2 separate regions of the Homo sapiens genome follow, and region 2 is linked to region 1. Evidence: read pairs that join two places in POLR2A ChIA-PET (ENCODE). Cell type or tissue: GM12878. All regions are shown on one strand. Region 1 overlaps TRAF3 (TNF receptor associated factor 3). Region 2 overlaps TRAF3 (TNF receptor associated factor 3).

Region 1 (8,000 bases):
GCCACAGGTGAGGAGGGTTTGGTGAATGAGACAGGTGAACGTCAGAGAGGTTAGGAAAGCAAAGCTGCACCAGCACTCGTTATTTTATTTCATTTTTTTGAGACGGAGTCTCGCTCTGTTGCCCAGACTGGAGTGCAGTGGCACCATCTCAGCTGACTGCAACCTCTGCCTCCCAGGTTCAAGCGATTCTCCTGTCTCAGCCTCCTGAGCAGCTGGGATTAGAGGTGCCTGCCACCACGCCTGGCTAATTTTTGTATTTTTAGTAGGGACAGGGTTTCGCCATGTTGGCCAGGCTGGTCTCGAACTTCTGACCTCAGGTGATCCACCTGCCTCGATCTCCCAAAGTGCTGGGATTACAGGCGTGAGCCACCGTGCCTGGCTCTTTTTTTTTTTTTTTTTTTGAGATGGAGTCTCGCTCTGTCGCCCAGGCTGGAGTGCAGTGGCACAATCTCGGCTCACTGCAAGCTCCGCCTCCCGGGTTCACACCATTCTCCTGCCTCAGCCTCCCGAGTAGCTGGGACTACAGGCGCCCGCCACCATGCCCGGCTAACTTTTTGTATTTTTACTAGAGATGGGGTTTCACCGTGTTAGCCAGGATGATCTCAATCTCCTGACCTCGTGATCTGCCCACCTCAGCCTCCCAAAGTGCTGGGATTACAGGCGTGAGCCACTGCACCCGGCCTCATTTTTTAATTTTTAAAGAGGCAAGGTCTTGCTCTGTTGCTCAGGCTGGCATCAAACTCCTGAGCTTAAGTAATCCTCCTGCCTCAGCCTCCCAAAGCACTGGGACTATAGGCCACACCACCATGCCCAGTCATACCAGCATCTGAAGCAACAATATAAAAATCACTGTGGTTTCTGGGGGTAACACCAGCAAAACTGTGTAGAAGATGTCCTGAGGCCACCGCCTCCCAGGGAAGAGCCCAGGTCCCTGCCCCAGTTCTACCACAGCTCTCATGCCCACAGCCCTGTCTGTCTGGACACATTACTAGGCACAGACTGCTGACAGGGGATGTCCTGGGCGGTTGACCTGCCTGTGTGTCAAAGGACACCTCACTGCAGGGTCCAAGACAGAGTGCTCCACTGTGGCTTCCTGGGAAGCCCGCTGGTGGGAGCTCCTGGGAGCAGGAGACAGCTGTGCTCTCCCCACTCCTCCCTCCGGCCTCAGCACCCACAGGTGGCCTCTGCTCTCTTGGAGGCGAAGCTGCTCCCCTCTCCTCCAACCTCATTCTCTGCCTGCTTCATCCGGCCCCACACACACACCGGTAATCTGTGTTCCTTTCTGCCATTAATCCTCCTCATGTAAATATTCCCAATACTCTTTCAGTCCCCAAAGCCATAGGCCCACATCTGCTTGTGGATCAGAAACATGCTGGCAGAGCGCGGTGGGACTGCTGCCCCCTGGCCCTTAGGAGTGGGGTCTGGGGCGCCCCGACCAGCAGGTCCTGGCCTCTGCCATCTGCGCTTGGGCCTGTCCTGTGGGTCACCCTGCGGCCAGTCTCTCCCAGGAGGGCTTTGCAGCTTCCCGTGGCTGCAGCTGCCCCTACTTTCTACACCATGTAGGGCCTCACACGGAGGGGACAAGCCTGCGCGGGAAACGTTTGTCTTTGCTGGGGGACTTTCAGTAGGAAAGTCATCACACCTCTGCGTGTTACCCATAATTAGAAAAAACTGTCCTAAGGCACATGTACCTAACATAGCCCTCATCCCACGGACCCCGCCCCAGCACTCGCCCGGGGCCCAGATGCACACTGCTGGCCCGGCCCCGGCCCCTGCCTCACCTGTGTTCCGAGCCACTTGCCCCGCGCTCTTGTCCACGCTCTCCAGCTCGGTCACGCGGTTCTGGAGGGACTCCACGCTGCTCTTCATGCTGTCTGCTTCCTCCCAGTTCTGCCGGAAGGGCCGGATCTCCTTGTCAAGCTCCTTCAGTTTCTCTGCTTGGCTGTCTATCACTCGCTTCCAAACCAAAGGTGTTAAAAAGCAAAACACAGTTAGGACTCGGAAAATGCTGCACCACCTTCCATCAAATACAGACAGGCTAGGAGCAGAACAGTCAGAGGCCCCTGTATGAGGCCTGCCACCCGCGGCTCTGACTCCAGGAGTGGGGCTCTGCATCAGGCCTCCTGGGAGCTCCCTGGGATCAAGTGCTTGTGCCGGCAGGGAGCACTCGAGGTGACATGAAGCCACATGGAAGAAAACAACAGGAGGCTCCACTAAGTCAGCTTGCTTTGTCAACAGAGAGCCATCAGGAAAGCAAAGTGACAGGTGGCAAGTGTTCAGAAGACCAGGGGAGAGGTCTCCACTGTCTCTGGGGCAGGCAGCAGCTCATGCTTCTGCTGCCCACAGCAGGCTTCCCTGTTTCACAGTGGCACTGGTGCCGCCTGCCCGCCTGTTTCTCACACACCCACACCCTGGCATCAGCCAACCCCACCAGCTCTCCTGTTCAGATACCAGGATCCGACCTCACCCTCACACTCCCATGTGTCCCTCCCAGCTCTTCTCCCAGGCCACAGCACCTGTGCGGGGCCACAAGGCTCCCATGGACATCTCCTCTGCAGCCCTCGTATACCTCGGGGGCCATAATACAGAGGGTCCCTGCTTCCCAGAGAGGCCTCACCCCTGTAAGTGCAGGTCCCACGGGACAGGTGGCCCTGCATGGCTGCCACAGGGTCTCAGGTTTAGGATGCCAGAATCATGCCCATGTGGCCTCATCTTCCCTTGGAACGTCTAAAGGCCTCCTACCCTGCTGCTGGGTCTGGGGCAGAAGCACAGTCCTGTCTCTGTGGCTGCAGGGGGTTCCCCAGAACGACCCCAGGGTCCCAGGAGAAGACTCCCACTCCTCAGACCCCTCCCACCTGGATGGTGGCAGGAAAGGGCCCCAAGGCATGTCCTCAGGCCCTAGGTGAAACCCAGTGGGCCGATGCTGCAGACGCAGGGGTCTTCCCCCTCCAGCTCCACACTCAGGCTGCCAGGCCCCAGCGAGGGAGGCAGGAACGCAGAAACCCTGCCACGAACACACGAGGCTGCCAGTAACCAGGCCTGACTTTATGCTACTTCATTTAACTAATTCAGAAAGCCCTTTCCCAAAACACACAGGCTGCTCATATTTGTCACTACCTGGAGGGGTGGGAGCTGTACTCCGCCCTGGTGGCCCAGTCTGTGTTAAGGGGCTGGAGTGTCCACCTGTGAGATGAAGCCAGGGACTTAAAGGGTTTTCACTTCAAAAAATGATGTGCATTTTCAAGCAGCTTGTGATGGCTGGAGAGTTCAGTGCTCAATGCAGCTGTGGAATGACTGAGCCACCTCACAAGCTGAGGGCCACACCGGGTGCTCGAGGGGCGGGCCCCAGGGCCCCCTGAATTCACTTCTCCTTTTGGAAGTCTATTTTTAAACATCTAGGTTTCAGCACCTTTGCTGGCTGTTATTAACCACAAAGACACAAACATGACAGGTCTGGGTGGCTTTTTGGGCGTAAAAGCAGTGTTATTCTTCCTGTTCTTTCCAAGAAACATGATATTAGTTAACCTCTAAAAAGTAAGGATAATTTCTCTAAAGAACACCTCTTTCCACTGTCACTGTCCCTTTAAACTGACACTGTCACTGTCCCTTTATTTTACACAATCATACATGTTCAGAAGGATATTTAATTAGCTCACCAAGTCTATTTGCTGGGGGACAATACCACTGACGACACTGAACATCCAAATACACGGCTCCTCTAGTGAGCACCGGAAGCCTCTCGCATCTCCACCTTCTAACACGCACACTGAGCTGGCAGGGGTGCTCGCGAGTGGCAGGGGAAAGTTAATGAAAACCTGATCAACAGAGGTCTGAGAGACGCCCTTTGTAACTTAGCAAACCCCGAAATGAAGCATGAGTCCCAGGCAGGGTGGCCCAAGACAAGCTGCGCCTCACGCTGAGCCTCAGGCCCCCGAGGTTAAGAGGGGGATGGCACCGAGCCACCCCTCCCCGCGATTGTGCTACGCAAGGGCACGCCTGACCTCAAGCACAGAACGGGGAGTCTCCAGCAAGGACTCCCCCACACAGCAGGGGCCCCCGAGTCAGGAACACACAACATGCGTGCACCGCATGCACAGACCAGCACGACTAAATAAAAGGCGTCTCCATGAGCAGCAAGGGAACTCGGGCTATTTTTAAAACAGGCACTTCATCTGTATCAATGGCACCATTTCAAAGCAGAACGCAGAGTCACATCAAGTGTTCTCTAAAACGCAGCAAACGTGATTTCATCCTTGAAGAACGGTCTACACTCAGTCACTGCAGTTTCTATAAAAAATAAATCTCAAGTGCAGGTATGGAATTGTACAGAAAAAAGACTCCGACACAGAGCTGAAGAGACAGACTGCACTCCACATCAACAATCCAAATCAGAAGGTTTGCCTTCAGGGAGCATCAGCCCGTGAGCCTTATACACTTGCATGCCAGGGCTGCAACCGTGTCACCTGCTGTGATGCCTCACTCTCAGGCCACTGCGACCCTGGCACACAAGCCCGGCGCTGTGAGAAGCCCGGTGGTGCCGGCAGCCTGAGTGAAGGCCGCGTGGATGGACGTCCCTGCCTTCTGTCCCAGTGCGTGCTCCTCTACGTGTGCCCTGTGGACCCCCTGACTGTAAGAACCACCAGTTCATCTAGTCCACTGACACCAGAAGCCTGGGTCATGCTCGCACCTATGCTATCTTCTTTTTTTTCTTTGAGACAGTCTTGCTCTGTCACCCAGTCTCGAGTGCAATGGCGCAATCTTTGCTCACTGCAACCTCTGCCGCCTGGGTTCAAGTGATTCTTCTGCCTCAGCCTCCCGAGTAGCTGGGATTACAGATGCCTGCCACTGCGCCCAGCTAATTTTTCTATTTTTAGTAGAGACGGGGTTTCGCCATCTTGGCCAGGCTGGTCTTGAACTCCTGACCTCGTGATCCACCCGCCTCGGCCTTCCAAAGTGCTGGGAATATGGGTGTGAGCCACCGTGTCCGGCCTACCGGCCTAGGCTGTCTTTTTTTTTTTTTTTTTTTTTTTCCGAGACGGAGTCTTGCTCTTTCTCCCACGCCTGACTGCAGCGGCGCTATCTCGGCTCACTGCAAGTTCCGCCTCCCGGGTTCACACCATTCTCCTGCCTCAGCCTCCCGAGTAGCTGGGACTACAGGCGCCCACCACCGCACCTGGCTAATTTTTTGTATTTTTAGTAGAGACGGGGTTTCACCGTGTTAGCCAGGATGGTCTCGATCTCCTGACCTCATGATCCGCCCGCCTCGGCCTCCCAAAGTGCTGGGATTACAGATGTGAGCCACTGCATCCGGCCTGGCTGTCTTCTTAATAAAGAAAAACAGGATATTTAAGAAGTAAAATATTAAGAACTCATCGTTCCCCGGACAGGCAAAAAAGCAAAGACACTCTTGAATTCCACTCCTTGACCCCCTGCCTGCACCCCCACTGCCACAGCCAGGCCATCGGGCCCTCTGTGCTTCGACTCCCGCCATCACCAGGGCTTTAGGGTCTACTGGAGAATCAGACAAGGAAGAAAGAAGAAGACCCCAAGTGACGTGTGCCCTCATCACCTAGCTGGTCCACAAACATGGCTGGAGGAGTGCCTGGAGCTGGCCAGGAAGGGAAGCAGGAGAAAAAGACATCTGTGCAGCAGCATGGAGCTTGTCAAGGAACAATGAGCGGGTCCACTTTAGCGCAGGGAGTGGGGCGAAGCTGGGAAGGTGACCGGTGGCCAGGCACAGAGGTTTTCTGGGCCACAGTAAGATTTTACGATAAACCCTTCCTGGGGCAACAGGAAGGGCTCTGAGGATGAAACAGTGGGGAACACGGCTGAGCTGGGCTGCTGCTCAAGAGGGTAGGCGGGGCCTGCAGCAGCAGAGGGATGGCCTGGCCCCGTGCAGCTCCCACACAGCCAGCACCTCTGGGCATCAGAAGGCTTTCAATCAGCATTTCCTGAGGATGGACAGTGCAGAATCCTCCTGGCCAAAGACCACCAACCCCACAGTGGTCCCAAAGGTAACACTGAATTTCCCCTTTCAAAAAACCACACGGTTGGAAGGACCTTCTGTGTAGACCACGCCTGCTCAACAGGTCACATGGAGAAGAGTTTTCACATGTTTCAGGCAGAGCCGTGTCCCTGCACTCAGGGGAATCAGGCGCGGGCAGCCTGCTCTGAGTCCCTTCCCTAAACACAACCTGCTCTCCGCCACGCCCAGCCTCCTGTGGGGAAGAGGCAGGTGCGCCATCACCTTCTACTCGTCACAGGTCAAGGGACACTGACCGCTGCCGTCACCACTCCATCCTCACTTCTCTGCCCTTGGCAACTTGGCTTCCCCCTTTCTTTCTGACTTATGCTTCATTGGTTCATCCAATCACAAAAGTTTTCAAGTAGAAATCACATACCATAGAGTGATTAAACTCGACTAAAAAGGAAAGTAAATGACAACACCTGACTGGAAGGGGAGAAACTGAAGATGAATGCAGAGGAAATGTGAGGTTTGGGATGGGGCGTTGGTACATCACTGTGTATATTCTAACTTTTTGTTGTAAATGAATCCAGTACTTGTGCATTCTTCCTTCTGTTGTGGCTATTTTAAGAGGTGATTTCCCCGGCCTTTCCAGTGCCTCTCTGAGCCCCAGGTCAAAACACAGCAATAATCTCATGAACAGCCAGAGCTGCTTGCCAGGGAGCGCAGGTGCAGGCGGGCCACAGGATGGCCAGGGCCCCGCAGCAGTGGCCTGACCAGTCGCCTTGGCCAGTCTGATGACTGACACATCACTGGGCCCTCAGCAAAATGCTAGGGGCTTCCAGCGGGAGGCTTGGTGTTTTAAGAAACATTGTACTTTATTTGGCTTGATTTAATGCTAATGACTTGTGCCTTTTCTAATACAATCTAATGTTTCATTGTGTTTTCTCCTTCTCTCTCTGGATAACTACAAAATATAATAAAAATGAAATTAATTTAATAAATCCCTACGCAATTCAAGTCACTATGACTCATCTCCAATGTCAAAAATTGGAGAAAAGGCATTCTCAAAGATGCCATGACTCTGTGCTATTAGAAGTAGTTTCTCTTCCAGATAATCTAGGGACACACCGTCTAAGTTCAGGCCCTTCAGTGACATGAGTGATTCTTCCACGGTGTGTGACACACCCATGGGAAGTGCTATCACAAATGCACACGAGTAAGTGAATGTGCAGAGAGCATCTACAATGATCATCTATTAACAAGCACCCCACAGACACCTGTGACGACAGAAGACAGGAGAAGCGACATTTCATCAGTCCCCTTTACATCATCGCCTCTATTCAGGGGAGCAAAGGTTCACTGGTTTGTTCTTCTGGAGGTGCGTGTGGATTTCCACAGTGAAACCCAGCGGGTGAGCGCGTGTCACTGGAAAGCTCACACAGAGTAGCTGGGCTGCACAGCACCTCACTGCAGGAAGTGAGACTTTGCACACAGCAACTACTCATGAACAATATGAAATCTTAAATAATAAAAACAGCTAATTTAACAAATACAAGCTTCGCATCTTATTTCTCCAACGGTAGATCAAAGGCATGGAAGAGGGGTGGAGGCTTGCTCTCCAGAGAAAAGGCAGTTTGAAAACGCTGACCTGCGGCTTCCCAGGCCGGGCCTGTGCTAGTCCAGCTGCCTTTTCTAAGCCTTCACTTAGGCCAGAGAAATCAGTTGCCTTTCTGCTTGCAAAGGTCAAGGACTCAGCTCAAAGAGTTTGCTAAGAAACCCTTAAGGGGAACACAGGCAAGCTCCTCCACCCTTTGATCTGGCCGTAGTCCTAAGATTCTTACCTGTAAATGAAGGATTTTGGATTCATTATTTCGAAGCATTTCCTTTTGTCTCTCAATTTCAATTTCAAAGCTACATATCTGATTGTGCAAACTTTGTATGCTCTTGTTTTTTTCTACACTTTCATTCTGCAACAAGGAAACCTAAAAAAGAAATTCTTTAATTAATGTAACCAAAAGTGGTTTTCATATTA
Region 2 (8,000 bases), 81 kb after region 1:
TCGACATTAACAAGGAACAACCGATGCATACATGCACAATATGAATGAAAATATGGTGCTTAGTGACAGAGACTGCACACAGAAAACACATCCTGTCAACCGCATTTCCATAGAATGTCCAAAGTAGGCAATGGCTGCACAACTCTGTGAATATACTAAAAACCACAGACATGGACACTTTAAATAGGTAATTGTATGGAATGTGACGATTTCAATAAAGTTATTTTTTAAAAGCGGACACAATCAAGCCAAAGGCCAAACATCCAATAGACACCACTTAATGAGATGCAGGTCACCCAATCAATTAAAAAACAACAAGAAAACGTTACTGCAAGTTTCCACTATGCCAAAAGATGCATTACTTTTGGGGTACTCCTTCCAAAAATGTTAAATAAGCTTCTCACTAGTCAAAACAATTCATAATTCCTGTGAGAACTCCCCCTCTCCCAAATCTAAAAGTTCAACAACTTCTCAAGAAAAAAGTTGATCTTAATTTTAATATAAAATATAAGTCACATATTTGTGCAAATGTAGCACTTTTAATCATGAGGGAGAGGTGTCGCTATGGAACTTATCAACACTCTCCCCCAAGAAAGTATTCATTTACTTGATTCTGTCTACTATGAAATAAATAATACCTGAATCTTTAAGACCCAGAAACATTTCAGAAGGTTTGAGGTCAAAGAAAACACATTAACTCAACATAATGCTCACAAGAACGAAAATAAGCCTATGCATAAAATAAACAACTAAATGATGGTGGAAAGACCACATTCCCTAAACCTAACAAAAGCTCCCCGCTCATTCCCACCCACTGCCATCTGTCTACCTCAAACTCTTCAACAACCCAACTCACAGAAAGCACCTAGTCAATGTGGTAACATAAGCACAATCCTGTAATTGGCTCAAATCATCATTACAATAACATGTGTTTCTTTTTTTTTTTTTTGAGATGGAGTTTCACTCTTGTTGCCTAGGCTGGAGTGCAATGGCGTGATCTCGGCTCACCGCAACCTCTGCCTCCCGGGTTCAAGCAACTCTCCTGCCTCAGCCTCCCCAGTAGCTGGAATTACAGGCATGTGCCACCATGCCCGGCTAATTTTGTATTTTTAGTAGAGACAGGGTTTCTCCATGTTGGTCAGGCTGGGTCTCGAACTCCTGACCTCAGGTGATCCACCCGCCTTCACCTCCCAAAGTGCTGGGATTACAGGCATAAGCCACAGCGCCCGGCCAGCATGTGTTTCTGTTTTCCGCAGGAAGAGAATCATGTCGACTCACAATTCACAATGAGTCAACCGGTGTGTAAAATATTTTACATAATGGGAAAATTTATTGTGACCCAAAAGTTCAGTGTGTTCTCATTAAGTTACCAGAAATTACAGATGTGAAGATACTCCTGTTAACTTAACCAAAATCAAGAAAAGAAACTACTTTAGATACGCACACATTTTCAGTTTGGTAGATCTGATTCTTTTTATGATACTGCATTTCAAGTTACTCAGATTGGTAAATTCATAGCTTAAATACTAAATAGAGAAAATCTGCATATTGACAACATAGGTAATTTAAGACTGGTTTTGGCACTGCGTCACTTACTACCTATATAGCTAAGCTCTGTCAAAACCTGACAGGGACAGCTTCAGTTTTTGTAAATACTCGCATGGTGAAATGGTTTTTCCAAAGTTATGATACCATCTAAAGTGCTAATGGAGCCTTCCCATTGTGCTTCACGGTGAATAACATATTTCTGTGGAAAATCTTATAGTGTTGCATCCATTTAACATTTTCCCAGAATACATTCAGGTTTTTTTAATCCCGAAGAAAACATTTAAACAATTAAAACACATAAAATTTTTCTATTATGACCTTTTAAAAAACCCTCAGTCTTTTATTTTATTGTATTTTATTTTATTTGAGATGGAGTCTCACTCTGTCATCCAGGCTGGAGTGCAGTGGCACAATCTTGGCTCACTGCAACCTCCGCCTCCAGGGTTCAAGCAATTCTTTTGTCTCAGCCTCTCGAATAGCTAGGATTACAGGCACACGCCACCACACCCGGCTAATTTTTATATTTTTAGTAGAGACTGGGTTTCACCATATTGGCCAGGCTGGTCTCGAACTCCCGACCTCATGATCTGCCTGCCTCGGGCTCCCAAAGTGCTGGGATTACAGGCGTGAGCCACCGTGCCCGGCCACAAAACCCTGAGTATTTAAAGGCCACACTTGGAAACGGACATGTTTATGCATGCAATACAGATGCAAACATTTTAAACTACATAATCCACTGATACACACACACTAAGAAATCAAACATTTCCAATTCCATAAACATAATACATCTGAAGCAAAGATAATGCCACCAGGTATTTTTTACTTTATAAGTTGGTCCCCAGAAAAGGATAATTATAAAAGACACCAGGAAGCCTCTTTTCAACCTTGTTAAATAAACGACTTGCAAATATTAACCACAAAACTGTGGGTGAAGCCACTCTGTCCTGTCATGATTACTCGCTCATAAAGGCCCAAAATGCGTCTTGAAGGGAGTTTTTGCAATACAAATCCTAATCTTAATTATATAAACTCTATTCTTAACTATCTTAAAATACATTACAAAAGACCATTCTCAACTTTCTGAAAACTTTAATATCTTTTATAAAATCTGAAAGATTGAGACGGTGTTACTAAAAGTGTCACGGCTCATTAAATCTTGAATCATTAAGTCAAGTACCTTGGACAAATCATTTTAAATTAAAAGAACAATCTTTAATATACATTTTCAGATGAGACTTAATACATTCTACACAACTTATCAAAAGCCACAGAAAAGCTACGGAAATAATGGAATGAACACACAGTGATATTTGCTTCAGGAACAGACTATTTCACCCTACATCCTTTTAAAGTGCTTGAGATATGCATATTTAGTAGGCATATTTCAGAATTAGCTCTTCATTTTCTAATAAAAAAAGGGCAGACTTCCCTGCAGGCTTGGCAATGAAACATTTTCAAAATGCAGGTACCAGGAGGGTGTGGTGGTTCATGCCTGTAATCTCAGCACTTTGGGAGGCTGAGCCAGGAGGATCTGCTTGAACCCAGGAGTTCAAGACCAGCCTAGTCAACATAGTGAGACCCTGTCTCTATAAAAAAATTTTTTAAAACTTAGCCAAGTGTGGTGGTGGGTGCCTATAACCCCAGCTACTCAAGAGGCTGAGGTGGGGGATCGCTTGAGCCCAGGAGATTGAGGCTGCACTGCAGTGCGCTGTGATTGCACCACTGTGCTCTGGCCTGGGTGACAGAGCAAGAACCTGTCAAAAAAAAAAAAAAAAAAAAAAAAAAAAAAATATATATATATATATATATATATATATATATATATATATATGCTGGTCCCATTTCAGAAAGCAAATAAATTTTTAAAATGTAAAGGTACCTACCTACATCAAAATGCATCTGAAAAACATTAAAATAAAACTATACTCATTATATTTAAAAAGTCAGAAAAACGTATGTTGAATCCAGTTAATGTTTAAAGCTCTAGGCCCAGCTAAGAGGGCAGAGTGTGTGACTGCAGAGAGGGGGCCCCGGCACCCAAGTGCAGAAGGTTAGGAAGTGAGGGCAGCGCTCCTGGTCTGCAGCATCACCTGGAGTCGGCCCTTTCCTCCTTGGACCCGGGCAGCCAGACCCAAGGGCAGGATCCAGGCGATCCAGAACGGTTACCTCCTACACTCTGAGAGGGACACATTTGACCCTGCGTCACAATGCAGTGCCCCTTCTGCCAGCCCCCCATGTGGCTCACCTGAAACCGCACCTGTAGAGGACGCTCGCAAAGGAAAGGGGGAGATGACAGGGAGAACAACAGGACCTGCCGGGAGTGCCCTCCCAGCATGGGCTCACCACCCGCATGTGGTGACCACCCACCCCCTACACGGGAGGGCAGGCGTGATGTTTTCTTCCTTTGTATTTCAGCACGCTGCATAATGCGTGACAAGCAGATGCTCACTAAGACAGGTCCATAATCCCTTCTCTGCAATTTGAAAATCCAAAAAGCTCTCTGAAAACTGAAAGCATGTTCATAACTCACTTGGCGGTATGCCCTGATCTGATGTGAAGCTATTCATAGTCTCACTGTCCCACTTAGTGTGAATATTCATATACTTTTTGCTGCAAAAATCTTAATGTGCTTGATTATATGGTGCTGCCTAGGATGTCCTATACTATACGGTACTTTCACTATTTCTGTTCTAAAAATCTCAAAAATTCCACATTCCCAAACACCTCTGGCCCTGAGAGTCACAAAGGTGTGGTCCCATGACTGTTAGATGACAACAACAGGGCAGGCACTGGCCAGAGATGGTAACACCTGAGATGTAAATGAGCAGCAGGAAGAAGCACCTTTAATGGCCAGGAGAGAACAATAATCTCCATTCAAGTCTAGTTTATACATGTGTTCATTCTACAAACATGCTGAGCGATGTGCACACATCTCGCCCACAGCTGGGTAGACTGCATGAAAGCAAGAATGAAAGCAAGACTGCCGTGCCTGCCCTCATGGAGGGGAAGACCGTGAGGTGACAAACAAGTGCTCCGGCTCACACGGCAAACACAAGCTGTGGCTGGTGGTGGGTGCGGGCAAGAAAGGTGCTGATGTAACACTCAGGAAGGGCCCGAGCAGAGGGTGGCCAGGGAAGCCCCTGAGGAGTAACAGGGAAGCTACCCAAGGAACAGGGACAGCCACAGGCACAGCAAGAGTGGCAGGACAGGGACACACCGCTCTAGGAATCAGAGCATAGTGGCAGGGGAGGGGGTCTTGGGGGAAGGGAGAAGGATGCAGGGCTGGGGTGATGGAAGAGTTGGGATTTTTTTAAATTAATTAATTTTTAACTTCACTTTTTTTTTTTTTAGAGACAGAGTCTTGCTCCGTCACCCAGGCTGGAGTGCAGTGGCATGATCACAGCTCACTGTAACCTCACCTCAGCCTCTTGTAATTTTTAAAAAATTTAATTGACAAAAAAAATTGTATTTATTTATAAGATACAATGGGATGTTTTGATCTATGTATACATTGTGAAATGATTAAATCAAACTAGTTAATCTATCCATCACCTCACCAAGTTCCTTTTCTTGTGATGAAAACATTTAAGATCTACTCTTTAGCAATTTTGAAATATACAATACATGATTATCATCCATGGCCACAGAAGAGCCTGGAGGGCATTATGCTAAGTGAAATATGTGACGGATACCACATGGTCTTATTTATATGTGGAATCTAAGAAAGTAGAAGGTGAAGAAGCGTAGAGTAGAACAGTGGTTACGGAGGCTGGGAGCGGGGGAATGGGGAAAGGAGAGGTACTGGTCAAATGGTACAAAGTTTCAGTTAGAGAGTTAGGATTTGATTAAGTGTGAAGGGAAGTAAGTGGCTACTTGACTTAGTCAGGCATACAAACTACTCATCTCAAATCAAGCTCCCTCCAGGCCTCAGCCACCTGATCTGTCCACAAGAAGAAAGCCAAGATCTGATTTCTCAAATGCTTCCACTCCATGAAGTAACTTCCGTGGGTGAATCAAACTTCACAGAGCTTTCTACTAAGAAGGCTGAAGAACTTTAATGGGGGTGGGAGGGTTAATCATACTAAAATTGTACAAAAAGAAAAAGGCTATGTGATCAATGGGAAAGAGGCCAAACAGCTTTTAATCTCTACTGATTGTTAAATATTGTAAAAGGTTGGCTAACAGCACTACCCCCAGCTCACCCAAACCACCCTGCCAGAATTAAAGACAAATGGTGTATTTGTAAAGTGTTTTGAGAACACGGGGAAAAGGTCACTAAAATGTCCCTGGCGAGTGTTGCTTCAGAAGCCTAGTAGGCCCTGCCTGCCTCCACCACCTCATCTCTGAAAGGGTGGGAATCTCGAGCTCGCCATACTGCCTCCAGACACCCCGCAGCTCCCCACCCCTCTCCAGCCTTCCCAGTGCAGAATAAGGTGATTGCCAAACAACTATTAAGATGCACAAATGGAGGGATATTTGGAGCAGCTGCAAAAGCTCTATTATGGATAACAAAATAGGCAAGTGAATCTCAAACTCTTTAAGGTTAAATACTCACTTGGGTGAGACTTAACAACGTAACAATAGACTACAATAATGAAGTGGCTTCTCAAACTTTTTCACCAAAGTACCCCCAAAGGCACAGGAGAGAGAACCCTGAGGATAAGCACTTTGAAGCAACTCAATGGATATGAAGTATTACATTTTGTATTCGAAATTCATGCAAACTTTACCTTTAACTCCATAGCATACCTATAATACCTCTTTCCCCCTTGTCACCCTTACTCTCAGCTTTTGGAAAGGGGCAAGCTGGTATTTTCTCCTCCTCCCACTGCTGAAAGGAAGGCCTGCCTGTCTACTCTGCCCTCCCTCCAGATCCCATGGGCAAGGTCCACCCTCTACTCTGGCACTGGATCCCAGGCCCTCCTCTGTCAACCTCCCTCCTGAACACCCTGCCTTCCAGAGCACGGTAAGTGCTAATGTGTCCCCAGCACCCCCACTCCCCCATCATTCTACTTTAGAGAAAACTCTTTCAAGAAGCTGTTAACACACACATCCCATTCTCCCCTGAAAACTTCCACTTGTCATGCCTCCTGACACCAGTCTTGTCCAAGTCCCCAAAGACCTTCAAGTTGCAAAATCCAGTGGTCAAGTCTCACCCATCCTGCTTGATGCTCAAACAGCTTTTCATAATTCTCAAATATATCTCCAGCACCCCTTTCCCTGTAATTCCCCCAGACCTGTATATCCAATAACCAACTCAACATCTCCACTTGAGCATCAAAAAGGCATCTCAAACCTAACAGGTCCAACACTGAGCCCTTGGTACCCGTTCCTCTCTGATCTGCCTCTGGCAATGCCTGGCTCAGGAAATGGCACCATCCAATTCCTTAGATCATAAAGGACCCCCTTCCTCACATGCCATACATCCAATCCATCAGCAAAGACAGTCAGCTTCGTCTTCAAGATACGTTCCAAATCCAACCACTTCTCACCAAAGCTCGACCCACAGGGTCGAGTCTGCATGCGCTAGATTCAGAAGTGCAGCAAATGCTTCCCAGGTCCTCCTTATGAGCTCTTTCCTGGCAGCGGGCACAGGAGTGCATGACTACCCATCCACAGTGTCAGTCATCACAGCACCGTGGAAAACAGAGAAGACTGGAAACAACCTAAGTGTCCAACAACAGAGAATCGAATCAAGAAACTGCCACAATCATATGATCATCATATAATCAACCATGTAACAGAATGTCATGCTATTAAAAAATACCTCTGGTCCAACAGAAATACGAGAATCACAAAAATAATTTTAAATCTCCTAGCAGCTACAATTAAAGAGTAAAAAGAAGTCAGTAAAATTTACTGTGTATTATTTAACACAACATTAAACTTTATCATTTCAACATGTAATATTATCAAAAATTATTAACAGGATATTTTGCATTTTTTTAAACCACACTTAATCTTCAAAATCTGGTGTGTGGGGCTAGCCTGTGGCCTGTACAATCGGTGTATGGTAGCTAATGCATGTAATCGTAGCACTTTGGGAGGCTGAGGAGGGTGGACTGCTTGAGCTCAGGAGTTCGAGACCAGCCTGGCCAACATGGTAAAACCCCATCTCTACAAAAAATACAAAAATTAGGCGAGGGTGGTGGCATGTGCTCGTAGTCCCAGCTACTTGGGGGGCTGAGGTGAGAGGATCACCTGAGCCCAGGAGGCGGAGGTTGAAGAGAACTGAGATGGCATCACTACACTCCTGCCTGGGCAACAGAGTGAGACCCTGTTTCTTAAAAAAAAAAAAATAGAATTTAGAGTCCAGAAATAAGCCCTTATATTTATGGTCAATTGGTGTTTTTTTATGGAAAATACATTTTTGATAAGGGCACCAAGACCATTCAATGGAGAAAGAATAGTAATACGGTTTGGCTCTGTGTCCACCCAAATCTCATCTC

What was found. Peaks named below come from ENCODE experiments on the same cell type or tissue, not always from the same donor. Only the 100,000 strongest peaks of a DNase experiment are listed, where the experiment ranks them.
Region 2: POLR2A ChIA-PET joins it to region 1 with 10 read pairs; 4 of 35 experiments call an interaction of 5 or more read pairs at or near these places.

What each region holds. Positions count from the first base shown.
Region 1 is chr14:102,897,211-102,905,210 of GRCh38, reverse strand. It overlaps TRAF3 (TNF receptor associated factor 3), which reads right to left. Exons shown (of 12, transcript NM_145725.3): 10 at 7,810-7,950; 11 at 1,782-1,956. Among named protein-coding and RNA genes, the nearest start is that of AMN, 21 kb to the left of the region's middle. RefSeq lists enhancers at 3,278-3,707, 4,026-4,525, 4,526-5,027. In GM12878, no CTCF peak of the experiment used is centred here; DNase peaks (open chromatin) are centred at 3,290, 6,080 and 6,350; H3K4me3 peaks cover 2,833 bases; H3K27ac peaks cover 6,722 bases.
Region 2 is chr14:102,815,956-102,823,955 of GRCh38, reverse strand. All of the region lies in intron 1 of TRAF3 (TNF receptor associated factor 3), which reads right to left. Among named protein-coding and RNA genes, the nearest start is that of TRAF3, 43 kb to the right of the region's middle. RefSeq lists enhancers at 3,814-3,883, 3,924-4,033, 4,154-4,353, 4,614-4,693. In GM12878, no CTCF peak of the experiment used is centred here; a DNase peak (open chromatin) is centred at 4,535; H3K4me3 peaks cover 4,736 bases; H3K27ac peaks cover 7,463 bases.